2 separate regions of the Homo sapiens genome follow, and region 2 is linked to region 1. A link is a contact called in ENCODE Hi-C or POLR2A ChIA-PET data. All regions are on one chromosome and are shown on one strand. The core of a region is the stretch at or near the end of the contact, and the rest is flanking DNA. Distances in the headings are between cores, read along the strand shown. Region 1 holds the start of GARIN2 (golgi associated RAB2 interactor family member 2). Region 2 overlaps PALS1 (protein associated with LIN7 1, MAGUK p55 family member).

Evidence for each region. A loop is a pair of places that touch in the nucleus more often than their neighbours do. ChIA-PET counts read pairs that join two places held with the same protein, here RNA polymerase II (POLR2A). Pooled maps may share reads with other maps.
Region 2: a map of GM23248 shows a loop between it and region 1 (1.9-fold over the local background). The contact joins the enhancer-like site here to the promoter of GARIN2 in region 1. A Hi-C loop is called at or near these places in 6 of 168 maps with a recorded cell type or tissue (GM23248, MCF 10A, astrocyte of the cerebellum and 3 more) and 5 of 50 pooled maps. POLR2A ChIA-PET finds 5 or more read pairs at or near these places in 7 of 52 experiments (CD8-positive, alpha-beta memory T cell, IMR-90, PC-9 and 3 more).

The regions. Positions count from the first base shown.
Region 1 is chr14:67,187,256-67,191,163 of GRCh38, forward strand. It overlaps GARIN2 (golgi associated RAB2 interactor family member 2), which reads left to right and starts at 2,185. Exons shown (of 8, transcript NM_001395907.1): 1 at 2,185-2,314. LOC105370538 (a long non-coding RNA gene) reads right to left here and starts at 2,109. Exons shown (of 5, transcript XR_007064215.1): 1 at 1,978-2,109. It also overlaps a transcript of GPHN not described here. RefSeq lists an enhancer at 1-271.
Region 2 is chr14:67,268,121-67,272,028 of GRCh38, forward strand. It overlaps PALS1 (protein associated with LIN7 1, MAGUK p55 family member), which reads left to right. Exons shown (of 15, transcript NM_022474.4): 2 at 1,581-1,663. It also overlaps a transcript of GPHN not described here. Among named protein-coding and RNA genes, the nearest start is that of PALS1, 29 kb to the left of the region's middle. Within about 2 kb of position 1,716, at least 2 of the 41 ENCODE cell types and tissues checked have a DNase peak (open chromatin) inside an H3K27ac peak, as active enhancers do.

The DNA of each region.
Region 1 (3,908 bases), core at 935-3,434:
GCTAACCAAGGGTTCCTGCAAACAAGCACCTCATTCTTTCTGCCTCCTACACTTGTTCCTCTGCCTGTAGTTTATTTCCTAGTTAATGGCACCATCATTCACCCAGCTTCCCAAACCTCTGAGTCACCTTTTCCCTCCCTAAGCCCAGTGAGTCACCAAATTTTGTGGACTCTACTGATAGTTCCCAAGTTAACTCCCTCCTTTCCATTGACACTGCCACTGCCACTACCATGGCTTCTGCATCTCCAGAATTGCCCTTCCCAAATCTATCCTTCACTCTGCTCTCAGAATGATCAATTCAGAACATAAATCTCTCCATGTAACACTCTTTATTAGAGCTACTGGAGCAGATGAAGTCCCAGCACCTAGTTATGGCTTTCAAAGCCCTCCATCATCTAGGCTCTTCTTCCGTGAACTTCATTTTCTTTCAACCCTTCAACTTTATGTAACACCAGACCATTTGTAGTTACCCCTCAAACCCTGTCATTTTATGCCTCTGTGCCTTTGCTCAGACTGACTAATCTTTCAGGATTTAGCTTGGATATTAGCTCCTCCATGAAACCGTCCCTAAATCCTCCAATTGGACTAAGTACCCTTCATCTGTGCTCCTAGAATCCCCTGTCACCCCTCTATCTTATCACTACATAACACTGAAATAATCTGTTTACATGACCCCTTCTCCACTTGATGGTAAACTTCTTGAGTGCAGAGACTGTTCACCTTTGTGGTCCAGCATGGCATGGTGCCCAGGAAATAGTAAGTACTCATTACTGAGCTGACCAAAAGAATGTACCTTGCATTGCACTCACCAGGGACTGAATGTGGCAGGAAAGCTTCATATCCCAAGCTTAGGACATGCAGCTGAGAAGATCCCATGCAGGCGTGAATAGGCAGGCCCATCTCATGAGGGACAAAGAGGGCTAATTGCTCACGGACCTCACTTTGACAAAGTGCCACAAATTCAGACTTACAATCTCCAAATGAAGTTATACATACAGTTTTATATTTTGTGCATCTTTAAAAGCATTTTAAAGACGCTTTTGAAGGTAAATATTTTAAATATACCATTATTTTTATTTCCTTCTTTTGGTATTTCTTCTCTTTTTAATGTATCAGTAGCCTCAAAAAATGGACGTGAGATAATACCAAAGTTTAATCAAGGTACCGCAGAATTAAATTGATATCATCAACAGTTAAGAGATGAGATCAGATCTATGCAAAAATATTTTCTGGCCCTTGGGCAGGAAGAACAGGAACATGGCAAGTTGTGATCATGCAATAAGTATGCTCAATGAAGAAATCTTACTCAGTGGGACTATAGGTATGACCAGAGGAAGAATTTGTCCATCCAAAAGATGGCACTCAACATAGAATAGGCGAAACAGAGCATCTGAGACAATAACAGGGGAACCACTCGGACAAGTGCAGAAAGAGACTCAGCCAATCAAGTGCATTGAACCACCACCAGAGCCTAATATCATTAAATATTCATGCTATACAGCCCTCGGCTCAGTTTCTTTTCCTTCCTTCCTTCCTTCCTTCCTTCCTTCTTCCTTTCTTTTTCTTTTTCTTTCTTTCTTTCTTTTCTTTCTTTTTCTTTCTTTTTCTTTCTTTCAATAGAAATGGGGTATCACTGTGTTGCCCAGGTTGGTCTCAAACTCTTGGGCTCAAACAATCCTCCTGCCTTGCTCTTCCAAAGTGCTGGGATTGCAGGCATGAGCCACTGCGCCCGGCCTCAGCTCTGTTTCTAAGCAGTTTCCCTCTAAAAATGCTATATTCTTTTAACGCTTTTCTTCACAGAGGCTCAAAGTGCCTTAAATATGTTTAAGTCTCTGAAACTTGGGATATAGGGAAAGTGAATAATAAATTATCAATTGTATGATCAATGATGTAAAGTCTGATATTTTTCCCGTGGTTATACTATTGCTAAATTGACTTTTCTCTCCAAGAAATCCTCTGAAAACTTCACACCACCACCTGAATGCCCACTCCTGAGCGGTCCGGTCAGGGCTCCATGGGAATGCTGACCACACTTCCTCTCAGGGGCAGACCTGCACGGCTGCTCCTCCCCAGTGCCGTTCTTCTCTTACTGCAGAGACTATGTCAGCACGTTATGATTATGATGCAGCAGCAACAGAACAATGCCCAGAGCAGCCTGGCCTGTGCTTCTTTTACTAAGTGGTTAGTTGCCTGCTGAGTAGACATAAACACCTGCTAAAGAAATGTGAAAAGAGTGGAAACGTGCTATTTGGAGGTTATTTTCCTAGTCGACATCCAGGAGATCTCCAGAGATCTATTTCAGCCCCACCTGTTGGTAAGTGACTGTCTCATTACTGCAACTTGGGTTTGAAACTGAAGGAGAAGGAAATGAATAGTTCAATTAATTCTGGTAATTCGAGGGCAGAATGTCTATTTTTTTCCATCTTCCTCTTCTCCTTCTAGTTTCATTTCTTCTACCTCAACCAGAACAAGCTGAAAAGCCGAGAGACTTAACACCTGGTGACTGCTTTTCTTTTTCTTAGAAATAATTTCATTGAGAGTTTGAGTTTGAAATGAAAGCATGTTTTCTGGATTTTTTTTAATTTTTTTTTTTTTTTTTTTTTGAGACAGAGTCTCGCTTTGTCACCCAGGCTGGAGTGCAATGGCACGATCTTGGCTCACCACAACCTCTGCCTCCTGGGTTCAAGTGATTCTCCTGCCTCAGCCTCCCGAGTAGCTGGGATTACAAGTGTGTGCCATCACGCCCAGCTAATTTTGTATTTTTTTTTTAAGTAGAGACAGGGTTATAGGCATCGCCCATCATGCCCAGCTAATTTTTTTTTTTTTTTTTTTTGTATTTTTGTAGAGACAGGGTTTCACATGTTGGCCAGGCTGGTCTTTAACTCCTGACCTCAGGTGATCTACCTGCCTCAGCCTCCCAAAATGCTGGGATTACAGGCGTGAGCCACTGTGCCCAGCCTTTTGTTCTTTTCTTTTTTTTTTTTTTGAGACACAGTTTCACTCTGTTGCCCAGGCTGGAGTGCAGTGGCACGATCTCGACCCACTGCAACCTCCACCTCCCAGGTTCAAGCCATTCTCGTGCCTCAGCCTCCCAAGTAGCTGGGACTACAGGTACACACCACCATGCCTGGCTAATTTTTGTAATATTAGTAGAGACAGGGTTTCGCCATTTGGCCAGGCTGGTCTCGAACTCCTGACCTCAAGAGATCCACCTGCCTTGGCCTCCCAAAGTTCTGGGATTACAGGCGTGAGCCGTTGTGCCCGGCCTGTTTTGAAATTTTGATTTTTCAGACTGTTATCCCAATTTTTTCTTCCATAAGAAAAAATTCTCAAAGACTGAGAATTGAGTAAATTTTGGGGGAAACAGCCCTTTTTAATTACTCAAATATTTCAAAGATTCAGAACACAAGGCTTTCTCTTCAAAGCTGAAAGGTTGGGCATGGGGATATCATTTTCAAGAGATAGAAGCCACAACAGTTAGACTCCTGCAAAGGTGCAACCAGAACTGCAACCTAGAATTGTGCTGGACCTAGCCTAAAAATATGTTTATTAGTATAGTAAGAATCTTGGGAAAAATCACCCAGGTAAATGCCACACTTCAAAGTGCTGGGAATAATTAACCTCAAAGCTCCAAGGAGCACAGAGAACAGCTTTAATGAGTGACAGGTAAATGCTGTCATTTAAGAGCTATCATGTAGCCAGGTGCAGTGGCTCATGCCTGTAATCCCAGCACTTTGGGAGGCTGAGGCAGGTGGATCACCTGAGGTCAGGAGTTCAAGACCAGCCTGGCCAACATGGCAAAACTTTGTCTCTACTAAAAATACAAAAATTTGCCAGGCATGGTGGCGGGCGCCTCTAATCCCAGCTACTCAGGAGGCTGAAGCATGAGAATCACTTGAACCCAGGAG
Region 2 (3,908 bases), core at 466-2,965, 80 kb after region 1:
CTGTATGTTTAACTTTTTAAGAAACTGCCAGACTCTACCATTTTACATTCTCATCAGCATTATATAGAGGTTCCCCTTCCTTCACATTCTCTCCAGTGCTTAATATTGTCACTTTTTAATTTTAGCCATTTTCTTGTTTGTAGTGTTATTTCATTGTGTATTTTTTAAACAGCATTGTTGAGATAGAACTCTCATACGATCGAATTCATCTGTTACCCGAAGGGGGTCCCGATCCAGATCCCAGAGAGGGTTCTTGGATCTTGCATGAGAAAGAATTTGGGGCAAGTCCATAGAGTAAAATGAAAGCAAGTTTATGACAGTAAAGGAATGAAAGAATGGCTACTCCATAGGCAGAACACCGACATGTTACTTCTTGATTATATTCTAAGCAAGGGGTGGATTCATGAATTTTCCGGGGGAAAGGGATGGGCAATTCGCAGAACTGAGGGTTCCTCCCCTTTTTAGACCATATAGGGTGACTTCCTAACGTTGCCATGGCATTTGTAAACTGTCACGGCACTGGCAGGAGCGTCTTTTAGCATGCTAACGCATTATAATTAGCATATAGTGAGCAGTGAGCACAACCAGAGGTCGGGATTTGCCTCGCTTCTTTACCCCAACCTGTTTTGTCAGCAGGGCCTTTGTGACCTGACTTTGTGCTGACCTCCTATCTCATCCTGTGACTTAGAATGCCTAACCTCCTGGGAATGCAGCCCAGTAGGTCTCAGCCTTATTTTACCCAGCCCCTATTCAAGATGGAGTTGTTCTGGTTCAAACCCCTCTGACACATCCCTTTCAAGTGTGCAAATTCAGTGGATTTTAGTATATTTAGAGTTGTGCAACCATCACCACAATTAATTTGCATCATTCCGCAAGAGAAACCTGCATGCCTTGGCCATAATTCTCCCACCCATTCACCCCCAGTTTTAGGCAACCACTGATCTACTTTTTGTCTCTCTATATTTGCCTCTTCTGGATATTTCATAAATAGAATCATACAGTATGTGGTCGTGGTCCTTTGCTGCTGGCTTCTTTAAATCCTGTTTGTAGGGTTAATCTATGTTGTAGCATGTATCACTACTTCATTTTTATTTTCCAATAATGTTTCATATAGGATTATACAACTTTTAATAAATTCATCAGTTGAACATTTGGATTTTTTCTACTTTTTTTGCTATTACGAATACTGCTGCTATGAATATTTTTGTACAAGTTTTTGTGTGTGTGTGTGTAGATGTATGATTTTATTTCTCTTGATTTATACCTAGGAGTAGAATCGCTGATATGGTAACCCTATGTTTAGCCTTTTGAGGAATTGCCAGACTGTTTCCAATGTGTTATTGGAAAGTTTCCATTTGACATTCCTAACAGCACTAATATACAACAACATAAATTTTTAAATTGATGTCCATTAGATACAGGGGTCATGGTGCATTTTTATGATTTCTGACTAAGAAATCCTAGCTATCTGCAGACAGAATTGGTTATCATATTGAATTAGTCTTTCTCTTCCTCCTTTACCCCCCAAAACACTGCAGACATGTACATTTGATCAATTGTCTCATTTTTCTTTTTTATAGAATAAGAAAGCCTTGAGTTTTGTGAAAAACCGGAGAAGAGAAACTAAAAGGACAGTAGAAAAGGCTTTTCCAGTTTGCATAATGTAAGTTCTTTTCACTTTTCTTGGCTTGAATTCTGCCTTAGCTGACAAAGCTGTTTCTATGGAAACAAATAGTTTAACCTCTTAGAATGTCAGAGGAATGCTGATCACTTAAAATGAGACTTCCCAGCTGCTGGTCAAAGGGCATTACTTGCTGGAGAAAGAGGGGAAGGATGAATTTAAAAAATTCTAGAGTTCTGGACACTAGTGTAGACTGAACATGTTTATGCGTATGAAGTATATCTCTTCTATTTTACTCTGCCTAAAAATTAAGATACTGGTAATATAGGAAATTGGATTTCTGCTGACCTGTCTTGATTCTCAGCTCTTAAACAAATGGTTCTATTCGTTGGTACCCTTTTCAGTGGGTCTGTACCCTTTAGGCTATTTCAGTCCCTCCAGTCTCAATCATTTGCACTTGTTGTGAAGCTTATTTAGCTTCCCATTGCCCCCTTCTCCCGCAACTAAAACCCTTTCTCCCTTACTAGTTTGAGGTTAGCATTGAAACAGCTTCGGCATGCCAGCCTGAAAATTTTTCTTGCTTTGTGGACTATGTAAAGATTTTTGTATTTGTGTTCGTTTTCTGGCAGGGATGGGAGCAGGGATTCTGATGAGGATTTGAAATGTAGTCCTTTGAAGCTTTCTTTCTTTCTTATTTTTTTTTTAAACTTATAATTGGCAAGTTGAGAAGAAAAGAATTAGGGCCAGTAACTGCCTCTGCTGTCTTCATAAGATGGCCTGTTATTTACACACAATGAGGTAATTCTCTAGTTCAGTCATTTACCAGCTTCTGAATTGTCAAAGGACTTTTTTTTTTTTTTTTAAAGAGAGGGAGAGTGCAATTGCTTTGGACTGGGAGGACTTTTTCACTTTTATGATGTATATAGACTACATGTATGGGCTAGAGTATTTGTGGAGTGCCTGCTTAAAAATTATAATCTTAATGCTAAAACTATAGGATACAGTATAATGTTTCTTTAATTCTGGAAGAACTTTAGGATCTTTCATTGCCTTCATTAAATTAACTTGTGAGCATTATAGAGTTTTTGGAGTGTTAAATGGTGAAGTAATTATTTAACAGGATAGTCTGGAAAGATTTCTTGTAGAATTAGGGACTTGAGGGAGGTCTTGAAGGTAGAAATCAATGGAAAAGTAGTTCATCAGTCATTTGGGCAGAAAGATGGGATAGACACAAATGAGGAAGGTAAATTAGAAGGCTCATGCAGGTGCGTAGTAAAAGATATAGCTAGAAATCTTGGATTCATTTTTTGAGTTTGAAGTTTATTCTCCAGGTAGTGTGAAAGCCATCAGAAGTTCTGAACAGAGGAGTGGTTTGCTCATATACTTAATTAAGCAAACACTTAGCAGGTATCACGGCTATAGAGGTCAACAAGACGGATCCCTGCCAATTAGATAATTTACCTGTGTGATCTACAGTTACCTTGAAATTAATGTGTCTAAACCCATATTTCCCTTTACTTCTATCTGATTCTCCTATATTCTCCATCATAATTAGTGACATTGTCATCTACCTAATAAGCCAGGGATAGTGGTTAAGAGTGATGGTTCTGGAGTTATACTGCCTAGGTTCATATTCTGAAGCCTTCTGTTGTTTGGCCTTCTGCTGGGCAATGTTACGGATTCAGAGATGGGTCAGCCTGGTTCCTGACTTCAAGGAGCTTCTAGTCTGATGAGATAGAAAGGCAGAGATATAAATAGCAGTAGTCCAACTTGATCAAGAATGTGACAGGGATTATAGGATTCCAGAGGACAGTGTATTTGAGCTCAGACTTAAAAGAGTAGGCAAAGATCAGATCCTAGGCAGTCTGATTCTGGAGGCTTTTCTCTTAAACATGCTGTCTTGGGTAACTGGATGGATGTAGTGACATTAGTTAGAATTGAAAACAGGGAGAGGATTAAAGAGAATAGGAGATTAAAGGGAAATATGAGTTTAATTTTGGACATATTTCTAGATTCTTGTGGGAAATTCTGATAGATAGAATAATGGTCAGCCGGGCACGGTGGCTCACGCCTGTAATCCCAGCACTTTGGGAGGCCGAGGCTGGTGGATCACGAGGTCAGGAGTTTGAGACCAGCCTGGCCAACATGGTGAAGCCCCGTCTCTACTAAAAATACAAAAATTAGCTGGGTATGGTGATTGGCGCCTGTAATCTCAGCTACTCAGGAGGCTGAGGCAAGAGAATCGTTTGAACCTGGGAGGTGGAGTTTGCAGTGAGCCGGGATCGTG